3 separate regions of the Homo sapiens genome follow, and all the other regions are linked to region 3. Evidence: read pairs that join two places in POLR2A ChIA-PET (ENCODE). Cell type or tissue: CD4-positive, alpha-beta T cell. All regions are shown on one strand. Region 1 overlaps MIR3681HG (MIR3681 host gene). Region 2 overlaps LOC124905974 (a long non-coding RNA gene). Region 3 overlaps MIR3681HG (MIR3681 host gene).

What was found. ChIA-PET counts read pairs that join two places held together with the same protein. Peaks named below come from ENCODE experiments on the same cell type or tissue, not always from the same donor. Only the 100,000 strongest peaks of a DNase experiment are listed, where the experiment ranks them.
Region 1: POLR2A ChIA-PET joins it to region 3 with 5 read pairs; 3 of 35 experiments call an interaction of 5 or more read pairs at or near these places.
Region 2: POLR2A ChIA-PET joins it to region 3 with 8 read pairs; 6 of 35 experiments call an interaction of 5 or more read pairs at or near these places.

The regions. Positions count from the first base shown.
Region 1 is chr2:12,497,138-12,501,137 of GRCh38, reverse strand. All of the region lies in intron 4 of MIR3681HG (MIR3681 host gene), which reads right to left. Among named protein-coding and RNA genes, the nearest start is that of TRIB2, 220 kb to the left of the region's middle. In CD4-positive, alpha-beta T cell, no CTCF peak of the experiment used is centred here; no DNase peak of the experiment used is centred here; H3K27ac peaks cover 2,526 bases.
Region 2 is chr2:12,707,374-12,711,373 of GRCh38, reverse strand. It overlaps LOC124905974 (a long non-coding RNA gene), which reads left to right. Exons shown (of 2, transcript XR_007086222.1): 1 at 1-2,848. Among named protein-coding and RNA genes, the nearest start is that of TRIB2, 7.6 kb to the left of the region's middle. In CD4-positive, alpha-beta T cell, no CTCF peak of the experiment used is centred here; a DNase peak (open chromatin) is centred at 2,043; H3K27ac peaks cover 2,728 bases.
Region 3 is chr2:12,043,311-12,047,310 of GRCh38, reverse strand. The region is part of intron 2 of MIR3681HG (MIR3681 host gene); the gene reads right to left. Among named protein-coding and RNA genes, the nearest start is that of MIR3681HG, 38 kb to the right of the region's middle. RefSeq lists an enhancer at 803-912. In CD4-positive, alpha-beta T cell, CTCF peaks have their summits at 2,129 and 2,361; a DNase peak (open chromatin) is centred at 2,310.

The DNA of each region.
Region 1 (4,000 bases), 450 kb before region 3:
CTAAAGTGGCTCCAGACCAAAACATAAGAGAGCTGCCAATTGATAGATCATTGACAGTGCTGGCTGCACTGTGACAGCTAAGACAGAGCCCCCAGGTAGCAGGGAGGTGAAAGGCCCTGTTGAGAGCTGAAGCTCAAACTTGTAGACTCTTTGTTCCTCTAACTCTCTCTAGCTTGGATTCTTCAGTCCTTTCTCAGGAGCTCAGTTTCCTCCCTAAACATTGGAAGAGAGTCAGGGTCTCTTCAATGCCCCGTGAGTTGTGGGAGGCTGCATTTCCACAATTCTAAGACCCAGCAGAACAAGAAGATGCACAGCCCCCATGTGTCTGCAGAAAAATGGGTGCCTATAGGCATGAAAAGTCAGACATGTCGAGACTTATCTCATTCCTTTCACCTAATTTTATAAATTCAAGGACATTTCCCAAGCTTTCTGCATATTCATAAAGAACACAGCAAAATTTGTCATTAAGTTTGATCGCCTCTTCTTTCAGCACCTGAGACTGTCTCCTTTCCACCCATACACCGTCAGATGTTACTTGGCATTAATGGAGTTTTGAGTCTATACCAGAAACAGATGAGGCAAGTTTGCTGTGTGGTATAAAGCTGACCCATGCTCTCTGACGTTGAGCAGCAAATGAGGACATATACATATATATGCATTTTTTCACAGTAAAGAAGCCATTTTTATATCAATTATTTCATCGGATCCATACTGCTACTTTATGAGGTTATGATATGAACGAGATAACGGAGGCTCTAAGACATTGGGCAGGCTGGGTGCGGTGGCTCATGCCTGTAATCCCAGCACTTTGGGAGGCCGAGGAGGGTGGATCACCTGAGGGCAGGAGTTGGAGACCAACCTGGACAATGTGATGAAACTCTGCCTCTACTAAAAATACAAAAAAAAAATTAGCCAGGCATGGTGGCAGGTGACTGTAATCCCATGTACTCGGGACACTGAGGCAGGAGAATTGCTTGAACCCAGGAAGCACAGGTTGTAGTGAGCCGAGATCACATGAAAAATGCACTCCCGCCTGGGCAACAGAGAGAGACTCCATCTCAAAAACCAAAAAAAAAAAAAAAAGAAAAAAGAAAAAAAAGACATTGGGCAACTAATGGAGGGGCGGCAGCAGAGCAGGGGGTGAACCAGGTGCCCTGGCTCCCGAGTCCAGCCTTCTGTCCAAAGCACCTTCTTCCTTTGGACAAATGCCAAAGCAGCTAAAATGCAGAGCAGATGGTACATAAAAAGTAAGTGCTCTGGGGGCACCAAGAAGGAAGGTGAAACCCAAAGCTTCCTCTTAAAGACAACGCTTGTCCCTTAGTTATATATTTATCTACAGACCTTTGCACAGAGCCTGAACAACGGGAGCATCATGAATGCTTGTTGAGGGGATGCTAAGAGCATGATGAGATGAGGAAGGTCTTACGAAGGAGGTGACATTGAGATGGACAAATAATGCTGGCACTTTGGAGGCAGGGAGGGCCTTTCCAAAGTTCTACAGATAAATGATGAATGGAAAATAGATACTCCAAGCATGAAAAATTAATCCATGTAGCTGGAGAGCTGGGATTATGAAGGGGAAATGAAGAAGCAAAATCCACATTATATTTGCTGAGAAACGTAAGTGTTCAAACAAGAAATTTGAACACTGTTCTCTAGACAATGAAGACCCTAAATCTAATGGTTTTGAGTGAAGTATTGACGTTTTCATGTGAGCAAATAAAAGATTAATTACAATAATCAGGCATTTAGTGGGCACATGGACAGGCATTTCTCTGGGCATATAGAGATTCATGCCCCATTAGGGACAGGACTCTGTTGACTGTTAGTAAAGCTCCCCTTGTTTGCTGCCTCATATTTGAGAATATATCTCTGGAATATCTTCTCCTCATCTCTTTCGTATGCCTTCCTCACTAGCACATTTACTTATGAGTAGGGTGGCCAATTCGTCTTGGTTTGTCAGGATGCTCCTGGTTTTAGCACTAAAAATCGTGCTTCTCAGAAAAACCCCTCAGTCCCTGAATGCATTTACTATGTATATGCTAACATCTCCCAAATCCCTAGCTCCAGTATAGTCTTTCCTCCTGAAATCCATACCCATGTATCCAGCAATGTTAAGGCAACTTCATTTGGGTGACTCAGAGTTAATTAAAACCTGAGATGTCTCTGACTATCCCATAACTTTCCTGCTTTCCAAAACAGCTCCCCAGCTATTGTCCCAACACAATCCACCCAGCTGCTCAAGCTGGAACCACAGAAGTGTCTTGTGACTCCTCTCTCTGACTCATCCCACTCACATCCAATCACCTCCTGAGGACCTCTCAGACATTCACCTTTCTCCTGTCCCACCGCCTCTATCCCAGAGCAAGCCACTGTTGTCTCTTCCTTAAATTTTTATAACAGAATCTTAATTTGGTCTCTTGCTCTTCTGACAAATATTTGTTACCACACCAGAATGATGATTTTAAAATGCACATATTATCCTGCAACTATGCTCTTTAGAAATCTTCAGAGGTTTATATCCAAACTCCTTGACCAAACTCACAAGGTCTACCATATCTGAGGATTGCCTACGTTCCTAGGCCATCTGCAAATAGAGTCCCACTCACTCCTGCATGAGGGGTAGGGAAAAGGCACAGGCTGGCATGTGATGCCTTTTCCCTTTCTCCTCACTAGCAATGTGAACTCAGTGAAAAATAATTCTTCCTTCTTCCTATTGGGGGAGTAGGTTTACAAATGCTCCACCAGCTCCCATTTTCCCAAAAAGAGACTTTTTATTAATCGAATTAGTGAGAACTCGAATTTATTAAACTATATTTTACTAGCAGGCAGGGTCTCTGTGTTAAATGCAGCTCTCACTTGGTATTCTGACACCTCCAAAGGTATACACGGCTCTCAACTTCTGTACTGCAAAATCATAAATCTGAATCAAGGTATTCTCTCTTTTTCTCTCTCTCTCCCTCTTTCTTTCTTTCTCTCTCCCTGCTACCCACCACTCTCCACCACCAATTTTCTCTGAAGACCTCAGCATACCTGGGTATACAGATCTAAAATTTAAATTCAAAGACAGGAAGTCCCAATTGAACTTCAAGTCTAAACCACAATTTCTTTTTCTCCCTCAGTTTTTTTATTCTGAGAGTTTTCAAATATCCAGAAAAGTTGAAAGAATAGATTAAGAGTACCCATAAACCAACAACCTACATTTAACTACTAGTAACATTCTTCTTTATCTCACTATATTTCTGAACCATTGAAAATAAGTTGCAACCGTCATGACACTTCACCCATAAATACTTGCTCATGCATGATTTAAGAGCATGTATATTCTCCTTCACAACCTCAATGTCATTGTCACACATAAGACAGCTAACAATAATGCCCTAATGTTGAATATCCAACTCAAATCCAAGTTTTCATAACTGTCCCAAGGATGTTCATTATAGTTTTTATTTTTTAAGTCAGGATCTATTTAAGATTTACACATTGCATATGGTGATGTTTTTGAAGCTCCATTTATTGGGCATTTACTATGTCCCAGAATACACAGCTCATTCTATTTAATTTTCACAAGAAAATTTGAGATAGCTTTTGTTATTATATAAAATGATGATAAAATACTTAGCTTTGAATACTCTGATGTATTTTAGTTATTCACTATTACAATCACAGAATCTATCACAGGGCATTAGATGTACTAGGTACTAACATATAACCACAATTTCCAATCCAGGGTGTACCAAAGCTGTGTTCTGAAGTATCAAATGCCTGCTGTGATGGTTAATACTAAGTGTCAACTTGATTGGATTGAAGGATGCAAAGTATTGATTCTGAGTGTGTCTGTGAGTACGTTGTCAAAGGAGATTAACATTTGAGTCAGTGGGCTGGGAAAGGCAGACCCACTCTTAATCTGGGTGGACACCATCTAATATTCTAGCCAGCACGGCTAGAATATAAGCAGGCAGAAAAACGTGAAAAGAGAGACTGGTCTAGCCTCCCAGCC
Region 2 (4,000 bases), 660 kb before region 3:
TGACTGAACCTTTGGATTGAATGGCCCACGTAAAATCCTTCCATAATGGTGATTTCCATTCTCAATTTTTTTAACAGCTCGTGTTGGAGAAGCAGCTGCTTATTTACAAGGTATTTTTTAGTAGTACCTATTAAAAGGTCACCTTTTAGATGTCACCTTTTTATGCAGATGTACTTCCCTGTTTTGCAGTGGTTGATGTTGTATTTACATGCAATTCTACTCACAGGGCCCCAATGCATGATCCAATCATTGTCTTCGATTTAGAATGCTATTTGGACACAGTAGGTCATAGAGGAGGAAAAGGGACACAAGGAGAAAGTGCAGGGGAGACAATAGGGAGTGGCAGGAAGGAGAACTGTATCATACAAAAATTGCAGGACTTTCCACTTGAGTGACCTATGCCTTTTTGCTTGTTTGTTTGCTCACTTGCTTACTTTACCATGGCTAGGCTGGGGATGTGTTTTTGTCTCTGGATAAATTGTCCACTGGGAAAAGACCAGGGTATAAATACAGAAGAAATAGTAATATTAGCACCACTTCTTTCTAGGCCCTGGTTTTGTAACTCTTCTTCTCATACAGGAAAATAGCTCTTGTGTGCTCACAAGTGAAATGAGATACAAGAAAATTTTGTTGTTGTTCTTAGAGTAGGGTGGGAAACCCAACATATGGGAATTTTCTGAGTGTTGCAAATTGCCTACCGTCCTGTTAAGTATTGCTGAGCAGCTAATAAAAAAAGTAAAAACAGGTAAAATGAAGCAGCTAGTCCAGGAAGTGCTACAAATTTACATATTATGTAGAGTGCTAGGTTACTGTAAATGATTCCATTTGAAGGGTGTTCTGGTAAATCTAGTGCGCGTTCCCACACCTAGCACACAGACCTCAAAGGAGCAGACAGACCTGGGTCCAGACCACCCCTGGTTTCACAAGCTTCAGAGGCCTTGAATGGTATTTAACTTCCCTGACCATCGTTGCTCTTGGATGGAATGGAGATAATAATACCTTCCTTATGAAGAAAATAGGCAAAATCAAATTATCACTTAAGATTCCCTTCAGCTTTTACAATATAACCTTTAGTGTGGGAAAATCAGGCATGTAACAAGTAGACCAATATCTGAACACCGATGCATTGAGATTCCATCCAATTTGGGCACCAAATCAATCATCAACTTGGCCTTGGATGACCCTGAGAACTCAGATTAAGGTTGAAGAGAATTAATATGTGTACCAGGCTTGCCAATTTAACAAACACCCTTATGCATTTTGTCTTATTTAATCCAAACAACAACTCCTTAAAAGAGGTTTTGTTATTAGCCTCAGTAGAAGAAACCTGCGTCTCAAGGAATTTACTAGCCCGTGAACACAAACCTGGTCATTCTAGTGGAAAATCCTGCAATCTTTGTATGATACAGTTCTCCTTCCTGCCACTCCCTGTTCTCTCCCCCTGCACTTTCTCCTTTTGTCCCCTTTGCTCCACTTTTTATTACCTTCTGTGTCCAAATAGCATTCTAAATCTAAGACAATTTTTGGATCATGCATCAGGGCCCTGTGCATGGAATTTGATGTGAATGCAACATTAGCCATCGCTAAACAGGAAAGCATGTCTGAACAAAAAGGTGACATCTGTAGGATAGTGGTTTCTGATTTGTGAGTCCTGGATCCTCAGGTGGACTGTAGTAGAGCAAGTGTAGCATGGAGTCTCAGCTCTATGTAAAGTAATCTACTCAGTAGACTATGGATGGAATAAACAATCTGGCTCACCCATATCTCCACATTCTCATTACAAATATTTACACCTGCTTTTGTGGTTAATAAAATACAAAAATGTAGACAAATAACAGATTTCATATTTTTTCATTTAGGCAGTTAAAAACTATAATTTCTATACTCTGGACAATATGAAATTTGATATCATTCAAATTTCACATGATTCAATAAAAGAGCTTACTAACAAATGTGAGTTAGACAGGATTTTGACTCCAGGAAGTAAACAGCTTTCTAAATGGCACAGCTGCTCAGTGACTCCAAGGTGTGATCTCTGACAGACCCTGGGGAAACCACATCTAGAAAAAAGCTGAATGCAAAAGTCAACCAACTATCATTAAATAGGCCAAGCATTTGCCTGAGTACTTCCTCTGAAGTTCAGTAGCTGTATGGCCTTAGGTAAACTCTATAATATCCTTAAATCTTACTTTTGGCTTCTTTAAAATGACACAATAATAGTACAGACCTCATAGAGTGATTGTCAGGTTTAGATGGTCCACAGGTAAAGTGCTCACTTTCTGTCTGGTTGGCAGTGAGTGTAGGCTCTTACCACCACCACGGCCAATATTAATATAAACACATTAGTTAAACTTCTCTTTCTCCTCCTGTGATGGTTAATACTAGATGCCAACTTGATTAGTTTGAAGGATGCCTAGATAACTGGAAAAGTATTGTTTTGGGGTGTGTCTGTGAGGGTGCCAGAGGAGATTAACATTTGAGTCAGTGGACTGAGAGAGGAAGACCCACACTCTATGTACGTGGGCACCATCCAATTGGCTGCCAGCCCCGCGTGGCTAAAACAAAGCAGACAGAATAAGGTGGAATAAGCTGGTTTTCTGAGTCTTCCGTCCTTCATCATTCTCTCGTGCTAGATGCTTCCTGCCCTTGGACATCAGACTGCAGGTTCTTCAACCTTTGGACTCTTGGACTTGCACCAGTGGTTTGCCAGGGGCTCTCGGGCCTTTGGCCACAGACTGAAGGCTTCCCTACTTCTGAGGCTTTTGGACTCAGACTGAGCCACCACTGGTTTCCTACCTCCTCAGCTTGCCGAGGATCTATCATGGGACTTCCTTTACCTTGTGATAGTGTGAGTCAATTCTCCTTAATAAACTCCCTTTCATATATACATATATCCTATTATTAATAGTTCTGTCATTCTGGAGAATCCTAATTAACACCTCCCCTCTCCTCTCTCTTTCTCCCCTTGCCTCTTTCTCCTCACTGAGCCTGTGCAAGGCAAGAAAGTTAAGGATGTGCTATGATCTCGTGTCTTCTGGCTGCTCTCAGCCTGATGGGAGAGGCACAAACCTCAACATACGGGTATGACATACAGAAGGCATGGCAAGGATTCTCAGCCAGAAAATGGGGATTCATCAGGGCCTGGCAGAGCCTCTCTTCCAGGCCAGCCCCACGTGCTGCTAACATGTTCCTTTTCTCTAAGTTCACTAAAATTCCTCAGGGAAACAGACAAAGCACACATAAGACTGGGAAAACATCCCATTGTAGGAAGCTCATCTCCCTTCCAACCAGGGACCCTTGCTAGGTCATCTCAGACAAAAAAAAAAAAAAGAAAAAAGTTTTACCCTGATGCTATAAGAAAAGCCCTACGTCCCCAGATGATGAGAGAATCATTCTGCATTGCAGACCAAAGTGTTCCATCCACAGCCTGCCAGCATCTGGGGTACAGGGACTCTTGGAGTTTGTGATATTATGAAAGAATCCTGGTTAGCTTTGTGCTCGGGCCAAAGGAGGCTTTCTTGATTAGTTAGGTATCCAGGATCCCAACTAGGGTATGGAGAGCCAGGCACTTGTCTCAGGTGCAAAAATTGAAAGGGGGAGCTAAAAAAAAATCAGTAATCAAGACAAATATTTTCATACAATATTTTAAAAAATAAATATTAAGGCAAAAAACTCTGATGAAAAACCCATCAAGATTTTAAATAAATAGAGTGAATCAGTATGATGGATTTAACTTTTGCCACAGGCTCCAAATATCTGGCCTGGCCATCTTATTGATTCCATCTCACTCCCTAGGGAGGAGCAAAGAAGGAAGGTTCCAGGAGGTAATACATTTTTCTACATTAAGTTTATGACAAGCACTTTGCAACCACTACCTCATATCTTCCTTTTGGTAACGGTGAAATACAGGGAGGATTAACCCCATTTTATAGACAAGAAAAACTGAGATTCAACAAGAACGAGTTACTTTTGTTGGGTAGAGACAAAATTGAAATTCAGA
Region 3 (4,000 bases):
ACACACCATTTTCACCTTGAATAAGCACATAGACCAGGGAGTAGAAAGAATGGCAAATAAATTAATGAGTTACGTCCAGGCGTGGTGGCTCATGCCTGTAATCCCAGCACTTTGGGAGGCTGAGACGGGCAGATCACAAGGTCAGGAGATCGAGACTGTCCTGGCTAACATGGTGAAACCCCATCAGTACTAAAAATAAAACAAATTAGCTGGGCATGGTGGCGGGCACCTGTAGTCCCAGCTACTCGGGGGAGGCTGAGGCAGGAGAATGGCATGAACCCAGGAGGTGGAGCTTGCAGTGAGCCAAGATCGTGTCACTGCACTCCAGCCTGGGCGACAGAATGAGACTCCATCTCAAAACAAAACAAAAAAATTGTGATTTACAATGTTGCAGAAACTGCCTAATCTGTGTGGGATGCAAAGAACATGTAAAGGGGAGAGCAACCCATGCTCCCTGGGGCAAGAAGAAAGGAATGCCAATTTCCCAACAGAAAGGAGGTGGTTGTTACTGTAAGAGGAAAGGAATGCTAAAAATCCAAAATCAACAGATGTCCACAGCACTAATAATAAAGTACCAACTTTTTAAATGTTACTTTTTTCATAAATTAGAGCACATTAAAGGTTATCCCCATCATAATGTCACTCTCACTCGCATAGCAATACGTGCTCCAAAACGGGAAAGGAGGGAATGGAATTAGAGTGAACAGCTGGGGACAGGGCTGGGAAAAGCATCCAACAGATGTTCACTGAGCCATAGGTCCTGGGCACTGCACTAGGCACCTGGGAGGAAACAGAACAAGACCCCTGCCCTGTGTCACCTCAAAACTGAGAGTGAAAACGACCAAACCAGGGCAGGTAGCCCCAGCTACCAAGACTTCAAACCATTCAGAAATGGGATCTGCAAAAATAGGACCTTCTGACTCCATTCTGGAAAAACTGCTATTTGATTTTGCTTTCATCTTTGCCAGCTTCCAGATCAGGAAAAGACATTTTGCTCAACAAAACTGCTATCTGAGTCTGTCAGTCTATTGCTTCCCCCACCTACAAGAAGGACCCATTTCAAACCCTCACCAGGGCTGTTGGGATTTTCAGATTCTGCTCAGGGACTGTGGGGATTTGTTTCACGATCTTGTTGAAAAAAAAAAAAATTAAATAAATAAATTGGTGGCGTTGCAACTGCTGTTGTTTTGAAATGTTTCGGTTTTATTTTGAGGCTTGTATTTTATGAGTATCTGTTTCTACATTTGGAGCTCATGCAATATGCATGGTTTCTTTATGAGATGTGATATGCATTTGTGGAGACTGCATTGCCTGCCAGACTGTGTTGAGAAAATACATTTCAGTTACACCTGACCGGAAAACCATCTGCCCGTGCCGCACGGACACATGGCCGATACTGGGATAGCATGGGAAGCCCCAGCGACTGCTCAAGGTTCTCTCAGTTAGAAGACATCCCAGAAGAGAAGTGGTAGATTATGACTGTTGAAGAATACTTATTATTTGAAATAAATACAAATTTTTAGTCTACAGCCAGACCACCCTGAATGTGCCCCATCTCGTCTGAAATAAATATAAATTTTTAATGACTTTTTCACGGAAAAGTGACAAGTAATTAAAGGTTTTTGAGGGATAGCAAATGGTAACCAATTCCTAACTAGGATTCGTCCTCTCAAAGCTGTGTGAGGGGTAAACACAGGAGCAAAACTTGAGTACCCAGCTGAAAATGACTAAAAAGTGGTGAAAATTATCACTATTCTTGGTTCTCACTTCACGTTATTATTGCCTAGCACAGGGCCTGGCACATACTGGGTACTCAATAAATGGCAGCTACATTTTGCTATTTTTAATACTATATTTGAACCTTCAGCACTTGGCTCAGGACCCGGGACACAGTAGGCACTCAGCAAATGTCTATCAAGTGCATGAATGAATAGCAGTCAGAGCTGGCATTTGGCCGCAAACTCCTTGGCAGATTATGATACTAATATTTTTTCTCTTAACTCAGCTGCAAAGATCCAGATTATGGGCCACTAGGAGCCTCTCCCTGGAGAAGACAGCTCCACCAAACCTGAAGATTCCAAAGCCCTGGCTGAAATCGTAGCTGTAGACGCCGTATGTAGAGCTGGCATTGAATTCACTCCCTGCCAAGTCCTGAGCAAGCTTAGCAGTAGGCTTAAGGCTGCTTCTCAAATTGTATGAGATGCTGATTGAAGATCTCAATTGAAAATACGCTTTGTACATGCAAAGCACACCCACAGTGGCTTTAATCACGGTCCAAAGGAAAGGGAACTTGTTTTGTTTTGTTGCACTGAGGGTATGCCCACATCCTCTGCAGGCCAGTAGCGGCAACGCCTAGCCAGGAGCAGCAGAAACCCTCTGGGGTGTTCATCCTTCCACGCATGCAAATGACAAGTGAAAATAGATTCCTCTTGTCTCCTTGAAATACTGCTTTTTTGTCTCCCCTGTTTCCTCTTCATCTCTCTCTCCCTTTTGGAGCCCTTAGTTGTTGTGATCTCCTAGATGCTAGAACTCATCATGACCCTCTATCATCTCCTAGATGTTCTTTGCTCCTCCTAAATAGAGGGTCATGATGGTAAAAAATGGCAACTATCATTTCATGGGCACCAAGAAGGGCTAAGTGATTTCTTTATATTGATCCCAATCCACACAAGGTAGACTTTATGATTCTCCCTGTAGATGAAGAAACTGAGTCTAGAGAGGCTAGTAAATAGTGGAACTCAAATTTGAAACCAAATTCATCTGGCTCCCAAGACCAAGCTTCCCTAAGCATTACTTCCAATATGGGGAGATGGAAGCCCAGACAGCCTATATTTTACCATAAAGGACTAGACACATCTCCAGTTTTAGAGCACTTGGAGAAGTTCTTAAGCAATGGCAGTGTTTGGTGTTTCTTCCTCTTTCATTTTTTCCACACAAAAATCCATTTATCTGATCCTGTCAAATGAATATTTTGACCAGCCACCCTTCCAAGTCCTCAGCTTTTTCACATGCTGTCTCCTGGAATTCCTTTTCCCATCTCTGGAATAGGGCAAATAACTCAAGCAGAAGAGCAAAGAACATTGGATCAAACCCACACTTCCACATGTATAAGCTTTATGAACTTGGAAAAATTATATCACTTCCATGATCCTCAGTCTCCCTTTCCATTAACCAGGAACTAAGTGATTCTACCGCCTCCCAGAGTTTCCATGTGAATTACATGACTCCCACCCTGTGAGCTTTAGGCTGTCCTGTAAGTTTAGGTCTGGCCAATTCCTTAGACGACCGTGGAGAAGGCAACTTAGTTTCACTGACTAAGAGACGGAGTTTTAGCATTGATCTGTTCCTTCACACCACAGACCACACCTGTTTCTCCAAATACTTTTCCATGTGCCTTGGTCTTTTCAGTGAAGTTTACTCCAAAACCTGAAGCTCATCCCTGGCAAGGTCTACACAGCCTTGAGCTTCTCAAAGGCACCAAACTCCTGGAAGCCCAAGCTTTTTATGCACCTGTATTACAACATCCATTCTGCCTACTAGTATCTGCCCTCATACCCTAGGTCCATTGAGGGCTAATAGAGCCTGAATCAGGCTAAACTCTACCACATCCCTCAGACACTGCAATTTGGACTATTGACCCTGCACCTTAGGGACAGGGTAAAGCCTGCATTATTCTCCTAGCACCACTCCTGTCCTCAGAGCAGAACTTTGAGGTGAGAAAAACCTGAGCTTAAATTCTGACCCTGTGTTCTCCTCTAGCTATGGGATCTTGGTAAATTCTTCATTATTGCTGGTTTTATGGTTTTGGTGATTGGCTTTGTACATATGCAAACCAATTGGCACATATTAAATACTCCTATATTTGTTTTCCATCAAGATGCATCATCTTTCCCATAAAAGCATTGTGCAAGGTCCAGTATCATTTCTTTCTTTTCTTGTTTTCTTTGTATAGAGACAGCATCTCTCCCTCTCTTGCCCAGGCTGGGGGGAAGTGGCGCAA